Regions from separate parts of the Mus musculus genome. Here all the other regions are linked to region 4. Evidence: chromatin loops called from intact Hi-C (ENCODE). Cell type or tissue: heart. All regions are shown on one strand.

Evidence for each region. Peaks named below come from ENCODE experiments on the same cell type or tissue, not always from the same donor. Only the 100,000 strongest peaks of a DNase experiment are listed, where the experiment ranks them.
Region 1: it touches region 4 in a loop (3-fold over the local background); 17 of 42 quality-filtered maps call a loop at or near these places.
Region 2: a loop joins it to region 4, with 2.2 times the contacts of the local background. A loop is called at or near these places in 2 of 42 quality-filtered maps.
Region 3: a loop joins it to region 4, with 8 times the contacts of the local background. A loop is called at or near these places in 21 of 42 quality-filtered maps.
Region 5: it touches region 4 in a loop (7-fold over the local background); 34 of 42 quality-filtered maps call a loop at or near these places.

The regions. Positions count from the first base shown.
Region 1 is chr1:189,857,433-189,862,432 of GRCm38, forward strand. Ptpn14 (protein tyrosine phosphatase, non-receptor type 14) reads left to right here. Exons shown (of 19, transcript NM_008976.2): 16 at 3,026-3,154. Among named protein-coding and RNA genes, the nearest start is that of Gm26574, 22 kb to the left of the region's middle. In heart, a CTCF peak has its summit at 3,067; DNase peaks (open chromatin) are centred at 1,065, 3,089 and 3,659; H3K27ac peaks cover 1,579 bases.
Region 2 is chr1:189,815,087-189,820,086 of GRCm38, forward strand. All of the region lies in intron 3 of Ptpn14 (protein tyrosine phosphatase, non-receptor type 14), which reads left to right. Among named protein-coding and RNA genes, the nearest start is that of Gm26574, 21 kb to the right of the region's middle. In heart, no CTCF peak of the experiment used is centred here; a DNase peak (open chromatin) is centred at 2,925; H3K27ac peaks cover 420 bases.
Region 3 is chr1:189,971,125-189,976,124 of GRCm38, forward strand. No RefSeq gene overlaps it. Among named protein-coding and RNA genes, the nearest start is that of Smyd2, 51 kb to the left of the region's middle. In heart, a CTCF peak has its summit at 2,118 (motif pointing left); a DNase peak (open chromatin) is centred at 2,097; H3K4me3 peaks cover 379 bases; H3K27ac peaks cover 288 bases; H3K27me3 peaks cover 771 bases.
Region 4 is chr1:189,699,134-189,704,133 of GRCm38, forward strand. No RefSeq gene overlaps it. Among named protein-coding and RNA genes, the nearest start is that of Cenpf, 14 kb to the left of the region's middle. In heart, CTCF peaks have their summits at 2,042 (motif pointing right) and 4,198 (motif pointing right); no DNase peak of the experiment used is centred here; H3K27ac peaks cover 502 bases.
Region 5 is chr1:189,880,831-189,885,830 of GRCm38, forward strand. It overlaps Smyd2 (SET and MYND domain containing 2), which reads right to left. Exons shown (of 12, transcript NM_026796.2): 9 at 4,469-4,589; 10 at 2,994-3,168; 11 at 1,279-1,387; 12 at 1-36. Among named protein-coding and RNA genes, the nearest start is that of Smyd2, 39 kb to the right of the region's middle. In heart, CTCF peaks have their summits at 2,282 (motif pointing left) and 3,144 (motif pointing right); DNase peaks (open chromatin) are centred at 111, 2,311, 2,901 and 3,101; H3K27ac peaks cover 1,918 bases.

The DNA.
Region 1 (5,000 bases), 160 kb after region 4:
TGCGTGGGCTTCTGTTAATGTCTCAGACACTTCATGTCTCAGTATGCTGTAGCTTAGCTAGGCCTTAGACAGAATTCAGAGCTGTGAGTTCATGGGCTCCTAAGCAGCTCACCTTCCCCAGCTTTGGTAATACCCAGTTTGGGGTATATTGTTTTAGAACACGGCTCTGAACTCTCAATTGGGAGAGTGTTTCGAAGGCTCTCGCTTGGTCAGTGGATACAGGGCTTTTATTTTATCTTAGTTTAGTGTAGCTTATTTTATTGAAGTAGAGTTTTTCTGTATATCCCTGGCTGTCCTGGAACTCGATCTGTAGACCAGGCTGGCCTCGAACTCAGAGATCCACCTGCCTCTGCCTCTCTAGTGCTGGGATTAAAGGTGTGCGCCACCACTACCGTCTAGCTGGGTATAAGATGTTTTTAACCAACACAGTTCGCCTGATTAATCTGTATGATCAGTAGCTTTGAACTCTTACTTTTCTTGGATTTTTCAACTCTGATGGAATTGCCAGAAGTATCCTTTGACCCTCCTAAGGTGTAGTTAGGCATCTGGGTTGTATATCACTGAAAACCAATTTCCATATGGGATGTGATGGTATGGTATAGTGTTTTTATGCATAGGGCATAGATAGGATTGTGTGTGTGTGTGTGTGTGTGTGTGCGCGCGCGCGCGCACGTGTATGTATGCATTTATAACAAACAGGTATTTTTTTGGCTCGTAGTTTTGAGAACAAAACTAATAAAATGAACACCAGGGATCTCGTAAATAAACCAACAATGGCATCAGTTAGATTAGGAAATAATGAGCAGAATAACACACTCAAAGATGAGGACTCCGCAGCTGCTTCCCAATGAAGTGCCTCTGAAAACCGTACAGAGGGACACTCTCCTGGCCTCTTCCCTTGGCCCAGTCTCCTTCCCATTTTCCATCTGCTCTTTGGAAACAGCTGTCACTCCGCATAAACAGCGCCCTCCGAGTATTGTTATCCAAGATGCCATCCCTTCTGCGGTATTCTCCGAGGCCCACATTTCATCCCTCGGATCCAGGGTAGATGTGGGTGCATTTCACAGGCCTGGAGAGCTTGCAGGAACTTGCCCTTGGTTTCTGGAATTAAGCTATATATTTCCCCACTGTTTTCTCCCCCTGGGTTCCAAGCAGCAGTTAGCACAGAGGAGAATGGTGTCCTCCAGAGGGGGAGTCACATGATGTCCTGCAGTGGGGGGAGTCACATGATATTCTCCAGAGAGGGAGTCACATTGGTTTCAGTGTGGCTTTTAATGCTCTCCTTTCAATCCTTGGAAGAGGCAGATTCTCTGCAATGTTTATGGTTACTATATGCTGGGTACCTGTTAGTTTAAAGGCCTAGTCCCACAGACGGGCCACATCTCCCCAACCCCCAACAACTCAGTCTGTGGGTGTTTTCTCCCACCAGTATGTGGGAAGTGGATTTCCTTGCCAGCTCTGAGCCAAGCATGTCTTGTGTAAGGAGACGATAGCTGACGGTATTCTTGCCTGACTCAAGTCGGTATGGAGTTTTGTAAAATCATTGAGAAGGAAAGTCAAACGGGGACCCCTTCGTTGCTTCTGGAACCCTCCGGGGGCTCTGCCCCGCACAAATGTATAAAGGGACCCATCTGTGTCATATCAAGGCACAGGAGAGGAAGAGAGAGACAGAAAGTGCATTGCACCAAAGACACCACTGCACCGAGAGTGTAACCTCAGCTCTGTGGGCCCGGCCTTGCCACCGGGATGGTTTTGCATGTAGACTTTGTTTTTATTAAAAGTCCGCCCTATAACCCTGTTCTTCAGATTCGGAACCACAGCCTTTTAGTGGTTGTAAAACTGATTTTCTGGTTGTAATCATGCATACATAAACTCTAATAAAATATAGACTAAAGCATGAAATGTATCAGCCTACATGGTGCAGATTAACTTAGGTATTGTTTCTGTAACTTAAATTCTGTTCATTTATTCTTTTTTTTTTTTTTAAGATTTAATTATTTATTATATGTAAGTACACTGTAGCTGTCTTCAGAAACCGCAGAAGAGGGAGTCAGATCTCGTTACAGATGGTTGTGAGCCACCATGTGGTTGCTGGGATTTGAACTCTGGACCTTTGGAAGAGCAGTCGGGTGCTCTTACCTGCTGAGCCATCTCACCAGCCCATCATTTATTCTTAAGTTATGTGGATATACCCGTCTGTACCTGTGAGTTTATATGAGTTCATGTGTGTGTGTGTTTTGTATGTGGGATATATGTGTGTGTGTACACATGTATGACTGTACTCCCTCTTCTATGCACAAATGGAGGCCAAGGTCAACATCAGTTCTCTTCTGTATCATTTGTAACCTTATTTTTAATTACATTTAACATTTTCATTACATTTGTTTTGTGTGCCCAGTGTCTCTCTCTCTCTCTCTCTCTCTCTGTGTGTGTGTGTGTGTGTGTGTGTGTGTGTGTGTGTGTGCAGGTCAGAGGACGACTTTGCTCTGGGGGTCAAACCTAGGTCATCAGAGTAAATGGTGGGCACCTTCACCCAAGAAACCATCCCACCTAGCCCCTCTGCCTTACTTTTTTGAGGTAGGGTCTTTGCCTAAACCTAGACTCACTGTTTCGGTATGTTTGGCCAGCGAGCCCTAGGGATCCATTCTCTTCAAACTCCCTAGCATTGGGATGATGGCACACAGCACCGGCCCCCACCCCAGCTTGTTTGTGGGCACTGAGGATCAGGCCCAGGTCTCCACGCTTACACCGTGGGCACTTTTCCCACTGCACCATCTCCTCAGCCGGTATGTGTGTTTTCAGCCTGAAGTTGTTTGCCTGTATCGTGTGCTACATGCAGTAAAAGATCAGGTGAGTATGACTTCATAAGCATGACTTAGCAGAAAAGTATTCTGGTGCCAACATGTGTCGTCTGTTACTTAATGGGGTTTTAGGATGACATCAACCCACTTGGTCCAAAAGAAGTTAGAGTGGAAGGTAGTTCCAGCCGCTTGGCTCCCTTACCGGTGTGTTCCTCGGCTTGCAGGTGGTGGTCGGCGGATCAGAATGGCACTACATCGCCACCCAGGGGCCCTTGCCACATACGTGCCATGACTTCTGGCAGATGGTGTGGGAGCAGGGGGTGAATGTGATCGCCATGGTCACTGCAGAGGAGGTAAGGAGTGGCTTACCTAACACCCTTGTCCTGGGGAAGGGGTGGTCAGAAGGTGGGCCTGGTACCCAGGACTTTGGCTCAGCTTGCTCTATGCTACAGCTCTGTGTTATTGAGTATCCATTGCCTGGTAGTGTAGCCTGTGTGTATGTGTGTATGAGTGTGTGTGGTATATGTGTGTGTATGAGTGTGTGTGGTGTGAGTGTATGAGTGTGTGTGGTATGTGTGTGTGTGTGTATGAGTGAGTGTGTGTGTGTGTGTGTGTGTGTGCTCGCAAGCATGTGCGCAAGCTTCCTTCCCCAGAGATAGTTTACAGTGGACTCTCTCTCTCTCTTCGAATTTTCCCTTGTGACATAGTTCAGTACAATGAAAACCAAACACAGGATCAAAAACGACCAAACTTGAGTTCATCCAGCGGACGGTGTGTACTTCGCAGAATAGTTCAGTCTGTGCTGGGTAAACACACAGGGCCTCCCAACCTCAGGCGCTGCCAGCCCCGCATGCCACCATGCTTATCAGCTGAAAGGAAACCAGAGCCACTGCCTAGGAACTAGCTTTATTCTTCAGGGAAAAGAAAAAGAAAATTCCTTTTCTTTCTTTGCCAAACCAAACACAGACTCTCTGTTGTAGCTGTGGTGTAGGAGCCTGCACGCACCTCCCCCGTGCATGCCACACTGCCTGCCCAGAGTGCGCTGACATCGAGGGAAGGGTTGGATTTCCCCTCCGTCGCACGCTCAAAACACTTACCCTCCTTCCTCCTTTTAATCCTCATGAAATTTCAAATTATATTTTCAAATTCAATTAGGGAACTGGCTTCATGCGTTTTACCAAGACCTTTGATATCATGAGGCCTGGTTTCACCTGTTACTTCAGGACTGGGAGGGGAGAGAACTGGGGCCAAAAAAGCCAAGTCATAGCCACACCATGATTGCCAGTGACCCCACCATGAACGTCAGTGGCTCCACTATGAGCACCAATGACTGCTCCGGGCAGTTCATTTCTGGAACAGTCTATGAAGAGCATGTCAAGTTCTCTAGGTTTAGATATACCTCTCTCTCTCTCTCTCTCTCTCTCTCTCTCTCTCTCACACACACACACACACACACACACACACACACACACACCTTCCACCAAGAAAGTAAATTCTAGGGCTGGTGAGACAACAGAATAAAGCAGAATCTAGTGGTCCGTGGGACAGCCAAGGCTGTATCAGTTTGTAAAATCCAGAAATGACTTGGACACTGAAATAAATGTATGTTTACATTCTCAGAACAACCCACTTTAAAAAAAATGTGTGTATGTATGTATGTATGTGTTGAATATGAAGGCATTAGATGCCCACATACAGATGGTTGTGAGCCACCATGTGGTTGCTGGGATTTGAACTCAGAACCTCTGGAAGAGCGGCTTGTACTTTTAACCACTGAGCCATCTCTCCAGCCCCAGAACAACCCACTTTTACAGGATTGGTATAAAAGGAAAAAAAATACTGGGGACCTAGGGAGACTCAGTAAAGCCCAGTGGTTCCAGACAGGGTGACTTGTTACGCCCCTCCCCCCAGGGATGTGTCACCTTACAAGCAGGCACACTTCATTTAGTCAATTATTTAGTTGTCTGCCTTCAGACAGGATCTCAGGTAGCCCAGGTTGACCTCAAACTTGCTTGCTATATAGCTCAGGCTAACCTTGAAGTTTTGAACCTGTGCCTCCACCTCCCACGTGCTAGGATGACGGCACACACCACCTCACCTGGTTTGTTCGGTCCTATGGATTGAATTCAGTGCTTTATGCATGCTATGGATGCAGCCCACCCACTGAGTGCATCCTGGCTCGGATGGGCTCCTCTAACC
Region 2 (5,000 bases), 120 kb after region 4:
GTGCTCAGAGCCTGTGTGTGTTTGTGTGCATTTAAACAAACAGTGTCCTTTTTAGGAAAGAATCACAGAGACTTGGAGAGTCTTCCTAAGAAGGTGGGTGTCTCAGGGAAGGTGACTCTTGGTCAGGTGCTGCTGAAACCTTGTGGAGTTGAACACCTGCCATGGAAATCCTGTCTGTGTATGTTTGAGAAAATGTGTGTGTGCGCATGTGTGCGTGCGTGCGTGTGTGCGTGCGTGCGTGTGTGTGTGTGTGTGTGCGTGTGTGTGTGCGTGTGCGTGTGTGTGTGTGTGTTCTCAGGAGTACACATCAGTTAGCTGTGACTGTGAGGAAGGCTGGAGGACTTTCCCTTTTAAGGTCGCCCATGTCCCTTGTAGGGTTAGCCCCTTCATCTTTTCTCTGGGGTCATTGTGTTTCCCATAGTTTGCTGCTGGTGCAGTTTTCATTGACGGCTAACTCGGACATTCATTGAACATAAAAGCTTTTTAGCTAGTGCACAGACCGGGTACCAGACACATTATTATACATATCAGGAATCATGAACTCAAATAAATCCTTCCCAAGGGTTCTGAGAGCTCAGGGCTGGGGCGGAGAATGGCCTGTGTAGGACTGTCTAGCGACTGTACGGCACATGGAGGACAAAACCCGTGTGGGCCACCCTGTCCGTTCTGTCCCTTTGCAGCTGAGAGCAGTCTTTGGAATGCATGGGTGAGCTTCCCTCCCCTGCTGCTACCCAGCCCTGACAGTCTTAGGGCTCAGTTTGCTTCCTCATACCCCAGGGTCCTAGGACAGCTCGAACCTTTCTCATTGGAACAGGACAACATCAAGCAGAGAGCAATGTTCTGTGATGCTTTGGTACATTTTCCACCATCCTGGGAGAAGGTTCTAGTAAATTCCGGAAAGGGGCTTTCTGATACTGCTAGTTGCAAAGAAAGGTTTCTGTCCAGGAGGTGTCGTTTTAAACCTTACCCTGCTCTTAGTCATTAAGACAGCTGATGTCCTTTTCGCACTCTGATCCTCCATGCTTACGGGAAGGCCTCAAAGACCGAATGGAAAGATGTACTACAAATTGTGACATTTATATTGGCTCTTCAGATGAGGGGCATTGTTGGCTGAGCTGGATTTGAGCTACGGAGGAAGGATGAACGGAAAGGAACACATAGCGACACTGAGAATGTAGACCAGCGGTCACAGCTCAGAGTATTGCTACCCATCTGGCTTCAGGCAGCAAAAAACAGACCTGGAGAGTTCCTAGCCATGGAAGAAGCACACCCTGAGTGCATCCCCAGGCTAGCCTCACTGATTGTGCATCCTAAGTACATTCCCAGGCTAGCCTCACTGACGTTGAGGCACACAACTTCTCCTCGTGGAGAAGGGCCAGCTTCTGCAAGCCTTTCTCAGAAGCATGGGCCACACACAGCTCTGTTAGTGATATTTTCAGTTTCATTTTTACTTGGGGATTTCATGGAAAAGGAGGGCTCTTCCTTTTTATGTCCGTGGTTGGCCCTGCTTGGAGGTGATGCTATCTGGCTTTTCCATTAAGAAGCAATGTCACCTTGGACAAGTCAGTCTCTCAGAACAGTTTCCTGCTGTCCACATGGAGGTGTTAGGCATGGATGTTAAACTCTCAACTGACTTTCTTGTTTAGAATTAACTATCCAGCATCGGTTCAAGGCCCCCAAATCCGTAATGCGCTCATGATCAGAGGACTGTGCCCCGCACTGATCAGTGGACTGTACCCAATACTGACTTGCAGAGTCAACTTTGAGATATAGGAGCAACACAAGTCCCTTCTTGCACACTGAAGATTTCAGGACAGAGGGAAATAGGAACCACATGGGCTCTGAAGATGTTTGCTAGAGAGTTGCGGCCATTTGTAGTCACACTCCGTGAGCCCAACACTGTTACCAGAAAATGAGGTCATCTAGTGTTGGGGGTGGGTCCTCCAAACAAGCATCTATATACAGTACCTTAACTGTGCTCCACTCCCCTGCCTCCATCCTGTGGGCATGCTGGTGTACTTGCAAGGCAGTCAGGACAAATCCAGGTCTGAAAGCTTAGCCATCGTGATGGGCTCTTCCCAACTTGGGGATCCTCTGCTGCCCTAGACTTGGAATGAAGGATTCAGTTGGGGGAGGGGTGGGAAACATACTCTCAAAGCTACGTGTCCTCAGCCTTTGAGTTCCTGGCGCCTTTCTCGTGGTTCTGCGGTGAGGCAGGCCCTGCTTTGTAGGCTACCACAGGCGTTCCTCAACCAGAAGGGACAACCCTGCAAGTACAACACACAGACCGGATGTTCAGGTTCCTCACATGTGAATTAAAATGGAACTGAGGGGACCTAGCCAAACATCTTGAATGTAATACTATGCTGTGTAGTTTCTTAGGGACGTCTCCATACCTCTGTCAGAATACTGAGCGCTTCCTTGGCTTGGCCAAGTTTAGCGTTTAAAAATAAACACAAACTTCAGTTCAAAATCCTGGAGGAAGAAGGAAGTTGGAAAAGTTGTTCATGCCGTAGAATATGGACATTCAGGATGGAGGACCTCCCCTCACCCCACCCCCAGCCTACCTCAGAGCATCTGTCAGCTCCCAGTTACCATGTTTAGCCAAAGCAATTGTTGGGACCCTTGTCTGCATCACACAGGGAAACTACCATTTCCTCGATGAATGAATTTTTGCTTTAGGCTAAAATCAAGATGAAAAACGAGATGAGAAAATTTACTTTGATTTAACGTGTAGAATTATCACCCGATTCTTACAGGGAGAGCTGGCCTGTAACCTAAGACTAGCCCCTGGGTCTCCACAGCCAGATGGGATGCCTCGAGGACGTTTGAGTATGAAGAATGTTTTAGCATTTTCTGTGCAAGCTTAGATTCAAAGCGGACCTCTTTGGAAACTTGGCTGTGCTTCATTTCCTGGCATGACGATTGGCTGGCTGGATTTTTCCTTTCCACCCACAGTGCTGACAGGGTGGAGTGTACTTCCATGAAATTGTATGTTTCTAAAATAGGACCCACAGTTTTACTTTACTGCAGTTAGAAGAGTTGTATCTCTAACCAAAACAGAGAGGAGCCCAACAATTCTAAAAACAGAACGCCAGCTCTGCTCTCGGATCCTGCAGGGCGCCATTTTTATATTTTACAAAGGGGCTTTCAGTGGGAAAATAAAGCTAGCACATAATTTCTAAAGTAGTTCAAATTTTGTTCTTTTTTTTCCTGCAGTCTTACTAGTAACTGTCGCCAAAGTCTCGTGTGGTGACTACACATATCAGTGCCCAGAGGTCTTTGTATTCTGGATGGCTTCCAGGTAGAACATACTACATCCCCGACACTGTATCCAAGCACAGGCATATGCCAGCCTACACAGGCATGAGGAGCGTCCAGTGTCCTCACTGTAGAGTTGGAGTCATTGTTTCCTGTCACAGGATGGTCTGAATTGGAGCTGACATGTATGTGGGCTGGGATGTGGCCCAGTAGGTAGAGAGTTTCCCTAACATGAAGCGGCCCTGGGATCGGTCCTCAGCAGTACGTATCAGGCACAGTGGCTCACGCCTCTAGAAGGCAAAGACAGGACGAACAGGGCTTCGAGGTCATCCTTGCTCACATAGGGAGTTGGAGGCCATCCTGGCATCCGTGAGACCCTGTCTGGAAAACGGCAGCAACAAAGAGCTGGATGTCGCTGAATAGCAAGCCTTGGGCTCAGGAGAAATAGAGTTGCTGGTTAGCTGGATCGAGTGGATTTCTTGGTAACTGATCCGGTCCCCAAAAGAATCTACTGACAGCCTCTTGGCTGTTCCTTTTCACTTCCAGGGTGACATGGGAGACAACTTCCGTTCTGGGTCACAGGTGACAACACCTTTACAAACATCCCCTACCCTACTCCACCCTGGGTACTGGAAGACTGTCCCATCAGACAGCACAGCAAAGAACTTGGATGGACTGACGGGGTCCCTGTGAGGCAGAGACTGAGGTCTGGTCCTTCCCAGGTTTTGCATTTATGTTTCCAGGAAGTGCTCCCAGGAAGTACTCCCAGGAAGTGCTCCCAGGAAGTGCTTCCTAAGTTCATGCTGACACCTGCTTGCCCTTCTGGCTTGAAGGACTGAAAATAAGTGGAAGCAACCAACGGTAGAGAAGGGGTGTCCCGGGGATTCAGACATTGTGTGACTAGTAGGAGGAGGTGAGCTTTTGCCTCCTTTTCCAGCTGAGGTCCCCACCGCACCACCACTTGGGTCAGTTTTGAGAACCCTGCTGTAGCTTTCCTTAGTAAACCTGAAGGTGCTTTCTGCCTGCTCACAGGATCTTAAGAGGTTTTGGTTTTGGTTTTGATGCCCTGAAACATTACTGGAGAGAGACTGTGTGGCCCACGGGGCGAAGCTGACACCTTTTCCTTGTCTCTCTTTCTGCTCTCATCCTCTCAGTTGTGAAAGTAGGACCCTCAGGCTCCAAGTGGCTCGTCTTCAAAGATGTGCCTGCACGTCTGCTTTCACGGTGAACTCTTGGCACTTAAAAGGGGTTTTGATAACTTAAGGACCCTCTTACTGGCTCTGTTTCCTCCCTCTAAGAACTGCTGGGGTTGCGGAGATGAAAGCCTCCACAAAAGACTCCCAGGCACTTCCCAGGGTCTCTTGAAGAGAGGTTACCTGGAGGGAGTGAGGCACTGTTCCCTGGAGAGGCAGAGGGCACCGAGTGCAGAGCCTTGAAGGGTGGGTGTAGACGTCATGGCGGCCGTACAGTGAGTCTGAGATGAGAAGCATCCTCCTGGAGACATGGCCCTTAGCCCCTCCTCAGACTCACGGAGCTGCCTCCCAGGAGGTGCACGGCAGTTAGCCGTGCTTCGTTCTGTTTTGATACAAGGCCTCACTCTATAGCCCAGGGTAGCCCAGAGTTCACTATACAGCCTGGGATGGCCTTGGATTTATGATCTTTTTGCCTGAGCCCCTTGAGTGCTGGGATTCCAGATTCACACTGTTAGTTTTTAAACACCAGCATCTCATGGGTTTAAG
Region 3 (5,000 bases), 270 kb after region 4:
AGGAGTGGCCTTGGAGTTTAGGGTAAGACCTTGTCTCAAATAAATAAGCAAAATAAAATAAAACCTAACAAAACCCCAAACCAACCAACCAACCAACCAACCAACCAACCAACCAACCAACCAAAGAGAAATAGCAATAGCAACCAAACAACAAAAACCAAAACTGAGTGTGCTGATTATTTTCGTAATATCGACACGAGGTAGGTTACCAGAAGAGGGAACCTTAGCTGAGGGGTTATCTGTGGACCAGTCTGTGGAGCATTTTCTTTATTGATGATTGATGTGGAATGGCCCAGCCCACTGTGGGCGGTGTCACCCCTAGGCAGTAGTTCTGGGTTGTATAAGAAAGCAAGCTGGGCAAGCCAAGGAGAATACACCTGTAAGCAGCGCTCCATGACTTCCTCCCCTGCTTCTGCTTGAGTTCCTGCCCTGACTTCTGTTAGTGACAGTCTGTGATGGAGACTCAAAATCAAATTAACCCTTTCCTTTTCAGATTGCTTTTGGTCATGGTGTTCATCACAGCAGAAGAAACCAAACTATGGCAGAAATTGTTACTAACAGCCAGGCTATTGCTGTGTCAGACCTGACCATTTTGTCTGGGGGAGGATTGTGAGACTGTTTGGAACTTGGGCTGGAAAAGCTATTGAGCACTCAAAGCTTAACGGGCTGCTCTGTGGGAGCTTGGGTGATAAGAGAGAGTTGAGAGAAGTGCAGATGAAGGAGGCTTGACTTATGAATTTTCAGAGTTAGCGAGTCCCTTAAAACCTCTTTCTGGGCCACTCATGTGATACTATGATTTAAGAATCTATGGTTTCTAGTTAGCACTGGCTGCAATTTGGCCCAATATAGAGTCATTTGGGAAGAGGGAAGAATTGCATGCATCAGATTGGCCTGTGGGTGTGTCTGTGGAACATTTTCTTGATTGCTTATTGATGTAGAAGCACCAGTCCCACTGTGGATGGGACCATTCTTATGCTGGTGGGCTGGAGCTGTAAGAAATGTGACAATGTGAGCCAGTAGGTCTGTCTTAAGGACCAGGCCTGATTTCAAAACAGGCCACAAGGCACCAGCTTCAGGAATAGACCATAAGTTCCAGAAACTAAGTCATAAGATACCAGCTCTAGGAACATATCATAAAGCTCCCTCCCATAAAGAACAGCCTGGGAAAAACCACAGAAAAATGGGGAATATCTTATCTCAGAACGGGCTGTCTTTAACCCTATTTCATCACATGGTTGAATGTTCATGACGTAGGAACGCAGACCACTGACCACCTGTGACGCCCTAGCACCCACCAATGAAATCTTAGATTACCCAATCCTTCTAGAGAGTTCTCCCTGTTGCCTATAAAAAGCCCTGTGTACCTTTGTCTGGGGTTGCCATTTTAGAGAATGGTTGACCCCCCACATTCTTGTTGCTTCTGCAGAATAAGTGCTCTTTGTTTTTGCATACTATATGGGTTTGGGGTCTCCTTCAGTGCTTTTCAGATCCTTACACAAGTAAGCAGAGTTGTCCCACGGTTTCTGCTACAGTTCTTGCCTCCAGGTTCCTGCCTGAATTTCCCCAAAGAAGGGTGGTGACCTGGAAGCACAAAATGCAAAGCCTTGTCCTTCCTAAGTCACTTTTGATCATGTTTATTAAAGTAACAGAAAACTGATCAAAACAGGGAAAGCTCTCCAGGTGCCTAAGGTCTGAGCAGGAGTTATGCTTAATTCCCCTTCCAAGGGACAGTTATCCAGGATTTCCTTGTCTAAAGTCAGCAGAGACCGACCTCTCTGTTCGCTGCTACATCCTTTGCTGTATCGTCACCTGTGCAGCTTCTGCTGAGACGCTGGTGACCAGGCTGGGGAGGTCTGCTTAGAGGCAGCAGGAGGTAATAGCTTGGTGGAGGACAGGGAGGGTGCCTTGTCTCCTGTAATATGGAATGGGTGACAGAGAATTTCAAGCAGTGACGGTCTCTACCTAGAAACAGACTTTCAGGATGACCAGTGGCTTTAACCGAGCAGTACTGATCGATCAAGGCAAAGGCATTTTCTACTTGCACTTGAGAACAGCAGGCTGGAGGGGCGGGGCAACGACTGTGGATCCCTCCTTCTTTAGTCACCCTCTGCCATCTGCTGGCCACAGCCGGAAGTGCTCCTGAATCACTAAGTGGTCCTGGTGGGGAGTTTTGTTATTTTTTCTGAGTTTACGGGAGTTTACAGGAGTGGGCCACCATGCCAAGCTCAGGGAGGTCGTCTTATTACTGTATATTTTCGGAGCTCAAAATGTGACTTCTGAGAAAAACTGTGTCATAATTCACCAGATTCCATAATTTATTTCCCTCGAAATCACAGTTCTGAGGAGACTTGAACATCTGAGCGATCGGCTTGACATTTTTATTCCTTTGCTGGTGAGGTAATATTTGAACTCTGAACACCATGTTCAAACTCTGACATCTTAATTCTAGTTTAGCAGTTGTGTGCATGTGTGTGTGCATGTGTGTGTGTGTGTGCATATGTACGTGCACATGTGGCAGTTGGAGAAGATCTCTCCGGAGATGGTTTCCTCTTTTTACCATGTGGAACTGAACTTGAGTTGTCAGGGTTTATGTCATGTGACTTTACATGCTGAGCCATCACACAGGTCCTCTATAATTTCTTTATGATGTTGGCCAGGAAATGTCACCTGTTGGTCCTCCGTCTCCTCGTCTGTGGCAACAGACCTTGTGGGAGATGCTAGATCTTGCTTCTCTAATGGGTTTGACTCATGACAAGAGCTTACATGTGCACAGCCTATAACAGCTCGCACCCCACCTGCTCTCAGTCAACCCTGTGCGCCATGCTCTTGATGTACCTAAGAGTTTAGGCAAACCTTAGAATATAGAGCACAGAGCCTTCTGAGAATCACTTATGCATATATGCCTGGCCATGCTGTCTGTGCCACATTTCAACGCCACAGTTGATTCAAACAATGTCAGCCCACTCTCTCAAATCTTTCTTATTCCTTCCTGCTAGAGTGATCCATATTCCTTGTGACCACCTACAATACACTATCTAGAGTGTGACTGTTCACCTCTATCTGGGAACATGGGCCTGAATTGCCTGGGTCCTTAAGGGTCAGGACCAGTCTATTGTATTGTCGTGTCTCATGCTAGGTTATTTGGCATCTACTCAATAAACACTTGTTGAAAGGATCCATCTCATTGGATTCTCCAGGAATCCTGGATCAGGTGGAGCAGATGTGAACTGTGGTCATTCTGTAGAGGAGCCATAGAGACTGGACTTAGATGTCAGGGGTAGAATTGAGAGTGGGATTCAAGGCTGGGGAAGATAAATATACATGCAGGCGTGTGAAGAAATAACTGAGAGAACAAGGCTCACCTTGAACCCACACACCAACGCCAATTCCTGGTACCTGCAGAGTCTAGAAGAGGGAGTCAGATCCTTTGAAACTAGAGTTATAGATGATTGTGAGCCCCCATTTTGGTGCTGAGAATCCAACCTGGGTCCTCTGGAAGAGCAGCCATCACTCTAGCCCAGGCTCCACCACTGAGCTACAACCCATCCCTTCTAAACCATTCTTAAACTCCTTATGTGATAAACAGAACTGGTGGTGGTGATCTTGGTGATGTCAGCGACAGAGATGATACTAAGTGTGGTTTATTGGGCACTCAAAGTGTGACAAAGTCATGCATTTCTTTATTCTCAGCGACCTCTGAGGCAGGTGCTTTGTCAAGTCACTGCCTAAAACCACCTCTGGGCAATGGTGGTCATGGGGTTTAGACCCAGATCTTTCTGACCACAGGAGCTGAGTTACAGTGATAAGATCTGCCTGTGGAACCAAACGGAGAAGATTGAATAGAATTTGGCTGGGCTGCTTCCCCTGCCGGTCCCACTGTGAGCTGACTTGAGAAGGTGTTATTTGTTACAGAACATTATTTCATCAGTAGTTCCAGTGCTCCAAAGCAGACCATCAGTCCCTCAAGGTGGGCAACTTTCATGATCCATGCTTCGCATGCATTTTTTTTTTTTTGCCCTTATAATAGTTCTGAAAGGAATACGTGATTACCCTCGTTTTTCAGATGAGGGAACAAAGGCGTAGGGTGAGCGACTTGCTGCCGGTGCATGGCTTGCAGTGGGCGCTGAAAGGCTTCTGTCTGTCTCTGACACACCCTCTTTGCTCAGACCTTTTCAGGTCACAGATGACCTGGCCCCATGCCTCAGAGTTTCTGTTTCCCTTGTTTTGCCTCCCCAGATCTCTCTTCTAGCTTGCTTGATGAAAATCACAGAAGTCTCATAAAATGACAGTCAGGGCTGGGCTGACTGGTCTAATCTGGTTCTCCATCTGCTCTCTTTTACTAGGGCAGCTATAGAAAACCAGCAGTGGATGTCAGAGGCAACGGAAGGAAGCCAGGGTCTGTCCGTGGAGGTGGCTGGACACCATCCTCTACCGCCTCTGTCTCATCCCCTCTCTTCCTTATGGCTGACAGAGATGGGAGAGCCAGGAAGAACATAATTTATTTTTCTAGAAAAAGAAAAAGATTTCCCTTGGGAAATCTGCAGCTCTGTGAGCCAGAGGAGGCTCTGGCCCTTCCCTCACTGTGTCTACGTCGGGAATGAGTTGTCTCAGAGCTGCTCAAGAAGCTGGATTCTGAGTCCTCACCAGGCCTAGTGGTTTGTGCAGGACTCAAGCTCATTCTCCTGGGTCTTGGTAATTATGCATCTGGACCAGCTTGTAGACCAACTCGCAGCATCCCGTATCGCATATTCATGACGAGTCGTGTTTCATACGATGCTGAGTGGTCTGGAGTTTCCGAAAACAAAGTAGATGGAATGCATGCTTCTGTAACACACAGGAACCATGAAATAGGATTGGCAGAGGGCACCTCTCAGCATTAAAGTAACAGAAGAGCTGTGGAAGTGTTTCAGAGCAGGGTGCCTTCTGCTCCTGGGATCAGGGAGACCTTTGCTCTGGGCTTATTGGGGGAGGGAACTTGGGAACCAAGGATCCTTGCTAAT
Region 4 (5,000 bases):
AAAGGACCCTGGTTTAATTCCCAGGACCCACATGGAGGCTCACCATCTCTTCAAGGACCAGCACATGTGGCACACAAATACACATGAAGGCAAAACTCTTATACACATAAAATAGTCAAAATCTGAAATGTTTATAAATAAATAAATAAAGCAAACATTGTATTGGGCAGAGGGGCACATGTGTGCCTCCGTGCACATATGCCCACTCGGATTATTCACCTTGGTGAAGCATGTCTCTCTTGTTTCTGCAGGCTCACTGGCCTCTCGGGTCCTAGATGATTCTCCTAGCTCTGCCTTCCACACCTCTGTAAGAATGCTGGGGTCACAGACATATCCCACCAGTCAGGATTCTGATGCGTGTTCCAGGACTCACGTTGTCAGGCTTGCGAGGCGGACGCTTTTACCTGTTGATCCAGGTTCCCAGCCCCTCCAGTTCTCTATGACAAAGTCTTCCTTAGCTTAGGCCCCTAAGTCAGCACAGTGACAGAGTGAACTTAACACAAAGACAGAGTTGGTGAGATGGCTCAGCAGTTAAGAGCACCGACTGCTCTCCCAAAGGTCCTGAGTTCAAATCCCACCAACCACATGGAGGCTCACAAGCATCTATAATGAAATCTGATGCCCTCTTCTGGAGTGTCTGAAGGCAGCTACAGTGTAATTACATATAATAAATTAATTTTTTTAAAAAAACCACAAAGACAAATGGATCTGGACACAATGAGAGGTAGACTATAGCCAATAACTTTGTGGCATCCTCATGGCCCATGTGGTGTTAGCTGAAGGTGTGTCAAGCTGCCATGTGAGAGTGTTGCACAAACACTCCTGGGAGATCCGCAGAAGTATGTGTCTACCCCAGATAGGACACTGACAGACCAAAGAGAGGTCTCTGTGAGTCCAGCTTACCAAACCAATTCGGTTCACTAACAACTGGTGGCTGCATCTGAGGTGAGGATCTGATGGCCCTCTCTCTCCTTCCTCCTGCGAGGACAGGCTGGTAAGACCAGTTTTGTAAAGGTCTCGACGGGGTGAAAATAATAACAGCATATCATGTCAGAGAACAGAGTACTGTACTATGGGGCTCAAACCCCATGCCATGCAGTGCAAGCCACAAGTCTTTAGGTGTCTCCAGAACTCTCTTGGACACTAGGGGAGCCTGTTTTACCAGTGCCAAGTATGACCTGGAAGTAAGGAGCAGTCATGACTTCCTGAGAGGATCCCCAGCAAGTGGGCTTGAGAGTCAATAGGTGGGTGTCCATCCCACATGCAGTGTGGAGAGCAGGAAACAGCAAGCCCAGACGCGCCGCTCACTACAGCAGCCGTGACAGGGGCCTTCCTTTGACTTCTCCGGGGCCTTGCTTCTCCTCAGCACTTTGCTTCCTGCATTATCACAAAAGACGCTTCCTCTCCCCAGGTTTGTCTTGTTCTCTGTCTGGAGAACACAAAGCAGTCAGAAGGCTTTCAGTTTCCACACGTGAGGACTGCGGCCTGGCTTCCCAATGCTTCAGATACACTGCAGCCGGCCGTGTCCCCAGACTCTCGATGTCCATCTCTGGGAAGTCAGAAGTACACCACTAGAGATTTGCTCCGATTCACCCCACTTTCAGACTAGGGCTTACATTTCTGTGCTTGTCATATATATATATATATATATATATATATATATGGAAGTCTGGATATATATATATATATATATATATATATATATATATATATATATATATATATATATATATATATATATATATATATATATATATATATATATATATATATATATATATATATATATATATATATCCAGACTTCCATAGGACAAGATTGAGCATCTTGTGGGCAAGAAACTATTTTCAAGATAAGATTAATTTAGAAAGGTTTTAAGAGGGACTTGGGAATTAAATATTCAACAAAGATATGTTGTTTAAATACGTTTTATTACAAAATAAGTGTTCATTATCTCTGTATATCCTGAGTAAACTGGCGACAACGGACAGAGCACCACTCAAAGATGTAGTCCTTGAAAAGGGACCTGAACTTTTGACAACCCACCACTAGGTGGCTCTGTGCCACCGAAGGTTTCGGCCAAGAGCCTGGTCTCATGTGCAGCGTCTTCCTTCCTTCCTTCCTTCCTTCCTCCCTCCCTCCCCCTTCCCTTCCTCCCTTCCTTCCTTCTTTCCTGCCCCTTCCTCCTTCTTCCTGTCTGTCCTCTTTCTACAGCAACATTCACTTGTTCAAAGGAGGGGAAAGAGAAGACAACACCCTGTAGAATCCTACTCACTAAAATCTTGTCCCTAAAGAAGCAAGTAACTGGCAGTAGAAAAAACGACCCCTAAAAACCCATCACCACTGTGGAACCACAGAAACGACCCCTAAAAACCCATCACCGCTGTGGAACCACGGAAACGCCACACATGATTCATGTATTTTTTTATAGAGTAAATAATTTATCTTTAAATGTTTTAGGGCTGGATGATGTGCCTCACAAGTAGAGGATTTGCATAACCGTGTCTAATCCCTGCTCTACCCCCAGAAACATATAAAGCATATTTCTAACTCAAAAATTTTTAGTAGAATTTTGAAGAGAAGAAAAGTTTGCCTGGTGCTTCCTTTGAAAATGTTCTACCCTTAAAACAAAAATTTTAAAGTATTTTTTACATTATTTTCCTTTTTTGGTTGGAGACCAATGCCTCAAAGGAAGTGGTCTCCAAACTGACATGGCTGCAGCGGACAGACAGACAGACAGACAGACAAAGGAAGTGTTCCCCAAGCCCAGCCACACTAGACAGATGGACAGACAAAGGAAGTGGTCTCCAAGCACAGCGTTTCTGAAAGACAATGACATGGCCGCACTGGACAGATGGACAGATACAGTCATGATGCTATCCTGGACTGAGCGAGAGCTCGGTTCATGTGCAGCTCACTTTCAATCACCATCATGCCTAAAGCACACCACGTTCTGAACCACTATACCCAAGTGATTAAACACCTTGGAGTCAAAGGTGAAGAATCTTCCTAAGCCAGCAATAACCTCAGAGTCCCAGGGAATGATGTGGGAAGCTTTTGTTTTGCTTTGAATACAGAGTTTTATCTGCAGCTCAGGCGGGCTCCAGGTCCTGGGGCTACAGGGAAGCTCAGGAGTAGGGGGTTTCCAAGTGGGAGGCTTGGCAGGCAAGCAGGCAGGGATACAGAAGCAGAACACAGACATAAGGTGGTCATAAAAACCTCCTGAAACAAAGATATGGTTGCAAGGTGGCCATAACAAGTCAATTACCATGAGGCAGTCAGAAAAACAGGTGGCTATAACTTTTTGAAACAAAGGCATAGTGGTTGTTTCTTGGGCCAGGCAGTGCAGAACCATGTAGTTAGGGTCACAGATGAGGCATAGCCCAATCCTTGCAGACTTAATCATTGATAGGAATGAACCTAGTTTGTCTTTCCTCTAAGATGGCTTTCAAGCCCAAGATGGGGGAGGGCTGGTTTGTCAATTTACATAAATTTCTTATCTCTCCAGTTAAACGTGTTCCAGAGTTGTTGTTTGAATGACACATCGTTATTATTAGCTAGGCAAGCCAGGATAGACTTAGTAAATCACATTGTCTTTCTGTATTCTGCCCCAGGCTGCTTTGGTAGTGTGGGATCCATATGCAGACAACAGTATCACACGGAACCTCTGGCTATGTCTGGAGCAGCCCTGAGTTCTCCTTACCTTTTCATGCTGTCCTTGGTCAACAAACACTTCCCTCTTCCTTTTAAAGATTTGTTTTATTTATATGGATGGGGTGCGTGCGTGTATGCATGTGGTGTGTCTGTCTGTCTGTCTGTCTGTGTCTGTTTTCAGGTGGGCATCTTCCTTTATCATTCTCCATCTTATTTTCGAGACAAGATCTCTCTTATTGAACCTGGAGCTCACTTACCCATTAGACTGACCTGCCAGTGAGCGGGTTCCAGGATCTTCCTGTCTCCAAGCCAGCTCTAGGGTCATTTACATTGTCATGCTCAGATTTTATATGGTGCTGAGGGTCCCGACTTGAGATCTCATACAGACATGGCAGCTTGAGACAACTCAAAACCCATCCAAAGTGATGTAGGACAACGATTTGTAGCTGCTGCCTCTAGTGACCATCTAGTGTGTCAATCCATTGTGATTTGCTATCTGCTAGAATCTAAGACAACCTGCAGGCGCCTGGCGTGCCTGGAGGTGGCATCAGTGTTAAAGGTGAGAAGCTAGAAACGTAATGAATACGGGATCCATATGTATCAGCGTGGATTTAGCAGGGGCCTGTCTCAGTTCTCTCACACAGGGGACAGAGTACATCTGCAACTATTTACTTTTTAGAAATATTTGTCAAAGTTTTTACAGTGGGCAACCCCTCTGAGAAGCAACTATAAAAAGAGAGAAATGAAAGTGAAAATCCCCCGAAACATTAAGTATGGGCTCCTGTACCTCAGTAAAGCATTTGAAGAGCACACAGGGTGTGTAATGTGAACAGTAGCATCTCTGTCCTCGACAAGGCCTGTAGTCTGAAAACAAGAAGGTGTGCTTAGGCTGAACTGAACTCTAGCATTTGTTATATGGTTTTCTCGCACAGATGTGACATATGAAGCAATGTCAGGAAATGGAGGAAGGCGAATGCCAGCATCTGGTGTGTGCTCTCTCCTTTTTACTCAGTCCGGGACCACAGCTCATGAAATGACATCAGCCACATTCAGAATCGTATTCCCATTTCAGCCATGGTAATCTATAAACCCCTCACAGACGTGCCCAGAGGTTCTGTCCATGGTGATTCTCAATGCCACCAACAGTGCTGAAGAGATGGCTCAGCGGTTAAAGCACTGCCAGCACTACCAGCTCTTCCAGAGGACCTGCATTCAATTCCCAGCAACCACATAGCCGCTCATAACTATCTCGCCGTCTAATCCCAGGCGATCTGAGAGCACCAGGCACACACACACACACACACACACACACACACACCATGTACATACATAGACAAAACACCCAT
Region 5 (5,000 bases), 180 kb after region 4:
GTCCTTGCCGTGAGCTACCTCCATGATGGCAATGGCCTAGGGCAGAGCAAAGGACATGGGGCGGATGAGCGCGACATCTGACATCGCTGCTGCCTGTCCCACAGTCCCAGCCCAGCAGGGGTGCATGCTGCCCGTCAGTGCTTCAGAGCCTGGCAGGCAAACCACCTCTCACAGGCTCCTCCTCACCCTGCAAAGACACTCGTAGGAGACAAAGAAGGGCTCACGTCATCCCCACACGCTCTGAACCCACTGTTCTAGGCGTTTTGGACGCCATGGTGCTTTCCAATGGTGACCTAACCAGGTGCTCTTCCCTAGTGTCACTGAGAAAACAGATGTGACATCAACAGAAGGGACCCTGGGCCTTCAATCTCCACAGACACTTTGGGAGATGTGGGGACTGGGCTAGTCTGTGGCTGCAGTATTTATTTATTTGTACAAAGTGAAGCAACAGATCAACTCTGAAGTCACACTGTGCTGTTAACGTCCATGTAAAACACAAGGAGATTCCATATCTCAGGAGGGGGAGTCCGTCTCCATGAGGGGTTCTCCACAGACAACAGGCTGGGGAATCCTTGGAGCTCAATGCAGACTGGCCTGACCTAGTCTGTGACCTGCAGGTCAGTGAGAGCCTGACGACCATGGGGACCGTCCTGAGGAACTATACCTGAGGTCGTCTTCTTGCCCCCATATTTATAAGCACACCTGTATGCGAGCAAGCACAGGCACACGCACTAGATGGTAAACTCGTGGGAGTCCCTGCACTTTCTGCACAGGCGTTTCGGTCCCAGCATGGCTGATGAGATTAAAGCTTCCAGCGTCAAAGGTCCTATATGAAGGACCACCACGCACCCTAGACTCCTCAGGTAACTCTCTGGAGCCGTCCCCATCCGGAAAGGCTATCTCAATACTGTAAATATGACTGGCTTTGATGAATGGGGATGGTGGTTAAGTTCATTTTAGAATTTCCCCAGGCCACGCAATCACACTGAGTGGCCCTCCAGATCCAACCCTTTGACTTTAGACTAGGTATTGGCCTCTCGGTCCTAGAGTAGAACTCTTCTCACAGCAATCCTAGCTCAGCCCTCTTGCTTCGTGCGCTCCTATCCAGAGGGCCTGGGCTAGACCAAGTGTAAGGCACCCCAGGATGACATGACCAGAGGGTAGTCCACAGCGAGTCACCCTCAGCTTCTGCAGCCACTGGCCTCCCAGGGCACAAGGGCACTTGAGAAGCAGACCTGACTAACTGCTTGGACGCCCGGCCTTAAGCCCCAAACGTACCTTCTTCAGGGCCTTCTCGCCGGCCGCTTTGTTTTCCAGACCCATGTACAGTCTTCCCAGCTTCAGCCACATGGAAGCCACGTTGAGGGAGTACACGGGGTAGTGCTTACTGGGAAGGGAGAGATGGCAGGTCACCAAGTCAGAGTCTGCCGGGCTCTCCCCAAAGCCCACCCGGTGCCGGGTAGAGTGTGAGGTGGGCTAGTGTGCACTATCAGAGGCACTGTGAATGCCCCGCCACCGTTTCCTTTTGGATGAGGCTGCATCAAAACTGATGGGGAAATCTTACCGTGAAGCACGCATCAACACAACTTCAGCCCTAACCCAGACTCGTCTGTTTCAGCTGTCCTCAGACCAAGGCGCCAGGGAAATGTCAGAGCAAATGTTGCTTCCACACAGACGGCAAAAAGGCCTCCTCCCTCCCACTAGGCAGACAGGACACACACGTCACACGCATGTGCACACTCACATATATCTGAGGAACCCAACTGTCTGCTAAACCCTGAGCCCTCTGATTTCTTGGTCTAACTGTCTGTCTGTCTTGCTCTCGCTCTCACTCTGCTCTGCTGCCTAGCAGAACTGTGCGTCCAGTTCAGGTTTTCTCTCTGGTTTAAACTGAGGTCTGCCTGATGGAGTCTGCTCAAGAGCGACCCATTTTCCTGGGAACAGAGCCCAGAGCCCAGGATACAGCTGTTGTGGGTGAGTGAGTGTGCAAATGTGGAAAATGTGCATCCTCCAGGCCAGTGTGCTCTATTCTGTCTATGTTGACACTCTGTCCCAAAGACTGAAGACAGAATTCCCAGGCAGGAGGAGGCGTGCTGCCTACAGGAAGCCTTGGGTCGTGTAGCGCCGACCACCGTCCCCACAAATCTGAGGCCTGGGATGCTGTCTGCCTGGGTCCCTCTCTGAGAGGAAGGTTTGAGGCAGGGGAAAGGTCAGAGGTCTCCAACTTGGTTCATTCCAGGAGCAAGTTTGAACACCTGGCGTCCTCTTTGGCTCCCCCTGCTGGCTCTCCAGAGCACAGTGGGTAAACAGATGGCAGAGATCAGGGGATGTGGGGGCCGACCTCACTGCAAGTTTCCAGTCCTCTTGGACTCACCATGATCACCAGACATGTTCTGGGGGAGGGGACTTCCAGCCTAATGCTCACACTGCTCCATAGCTCATCCCCCTAGTGTGCAGGCCTTGGGGAGCTCTGCAGTGAGGGGTCTCAGCCTCGGAGTGGCTGGCCACACACAATGACAGTGCTGTGCATTCCTACCTCCCACATTAACGTCTGGTGACCCGCTAGGATGGACCATTTCTCTGGCTCAGTCATTATTTCTACAAATGGGAATCTCATCTTGTTTTATTTGACTGAGCCAAACCGTGAGTCCTAGAGGCTGGTGAAATGCAGCTGGGATTGCAGTGTGCGGAGGCAGCAGGCAGTGTGTGGGAGGAGGTTGGGAAGGAGGCTGTGGTACGCCCCCGCCCTCTGCCTCCACTCACCAGGTCAAAAGTGTCACTTAACACAGAAGAGGCAGGTGGGCACAGATGTGAACGACTGACTGACTTTCTAACCCTGGCCTGAGGGGACTTCTGTGGGTAGCCTGTGACACTCTGCCTCAGGAGGGAGCTCCCTGGCAGGACAGAGGAGGCCAGCTCGGTGGGGAGAAGCCCGGACCTGCATGCAGATGTGCTCACCCCGAGCAAGCCACCCAGTTCCGCCCGGCGCTCACCTGTACGGCTTAATGATCTTCTGCCCGTATTTCAGGGCTCCCTCCCAGTCCTGCATGTACAGGCAGACGCCCATGGCCTGGTACATCATGTGCAGCATGTACACATTGCTGTCCTCAAACACGGAGCTCATCTTCTCCTGGCTAAGCTCGCAGATCTCCAGCAGCTCACTAGGGGGTGCTGAAGCGTCAAGGAAACAGGCAGCATCCCAGGTGGGGCGGGGCATCCCAGGCAGGGGCGGGGCATCCCAGGCAGGGGCGGGGCATCCCAGGCAGGGGCAGGCTGGGCCATCTCCTCCCCTCCACCCACCCTCCCCTCCCTCCTGGGTAAAGTATTGATGGGGAAAATGAAGTCAAGGGAATCGAAATTCCCTTGAAGAAACAAACTAGGGAAACACAAAGAGAGGCCTTCTTGGCCCTGCGGACGGACCAACGGCGAGGATGGAGTCCTTCATCTTCGCTAAATTCAAATCCTCATCCAGGCTGGGGGCCTGAGCAACCCAGTACCTCACGTGAGGAAGCTGTGCTGGCACAGAAACTTTTTCCAAGTGCAGAGAGCAACCCTAGCCCAGGCTCCCAAGAGGTTTCTTGCATTAGGAAGCAATGTGCCTCAAGGGCCTCAGGGTGCAGGCTGCCACTCTGGCTGTTCAGGAGGCCAAGGAGTTAGGAACTCAAGTTCAAAGCCTGCCTGGGTCGTGGAAGGTGTCCACTATCAGCCTGGACCATGCCTTGAAAACATGACATGTTTCAAAATAAAACCGGAAGGCTTCAGGCAACACCTGAGTTACTGCTCAGCCTATCATCCTCCTGCGTGTTCTCAACGAGCCACTGGGTAAAAAAGAAAAGAAAAGAGGGGTGGGGGGAGGGGTTGAGACACAGCTCAGCGGCGACGCACGTGCTGAGCATGTGCAAGGCCTTAGGTTCAATCCCTAATAATGAGAGAAGACAGAAAGAAAGATGGGGGTGGGGGAAGCAGGGCAAGGAAACAAAAGCTTCATCTTCTGCCCTCTGGGATGCAAATCCTAAGAACACAGTACGGTGGAAGAACACGGATTCTGCTGACCAAACCCTAGTCCTGCCACCACCAAGCGTCCCTGAGACGGGGCCGTGTATCTAAGGAACTCTTTCCTCGTGGGCTTGGTAGCAATGGCCACTAGTCAGTGTGCCGTGGATGGGGGGCTGAGGTGAGCAACGTTCTTAGCACGGTGCCTACCTGTACTAAAACATCAACAACATAGCTCCTCTGAAGGTAGCCTTCCCCCATGTGGCACTCCTGGCCACTTCAGTCTAGTGAGGACAGTCGCTCCTGGCAGAGCCAACACCCTGCTGTGGGCCATCTGTCTTCCCACGAGCACACAGGAGACCATCTTCCTTTCAAAACTTTACTCCTCCCCTCTCCTCTCTCTTCCCAGCGTCCCACCACACCCCGTCAGTGAGACACGGTGCTGTGCCCCTGGCAGGCCACACAGAAAGGTTATATTTGTAGTGTTTGGCCCTCCGGAACTCCTCGATGACATTGCGTGCGTATCTGACCATGTCTCGGATGGCTTCTGCCTGTGGCGGGCTGCTGAGCTTTCGGACTTCCACCTTGGCTTTGTCCTGAGGGGGAATCCACAGTGTGAGACGTCCCCCCCCGTGGGGTGGGGGAGCTGCTCAAATCATCCCTGTATCCCCACAGATGCAGGGGTTCTGGGTCTAGGGGGAACTCCACACTGTCCCCCTTTTTATAAAAACATAAGGTGAGTTTCTGACCAGTCTTCCCTAGGCAGGGTCCCAACTGTGTTTTCTGTGGGTCCATGTCTGTCAGTCAGGACAGACCAGTGAGCAGGGCTGGCCCTGAAAACCGACAGTGTGTGCCGTGTAGAACCTGGTGACAGGTTCAAAAAGCCTGAGCCCGACTCCCAGATGCCTTTCCCCTCCCATCTCTTTGGGAAGCACTTTATGAGCACATGTGTGTACATGTGCATGTGTGTGCCTGCCTGAGTGGAGGCCAGAGGTCAGCTTGCGGTG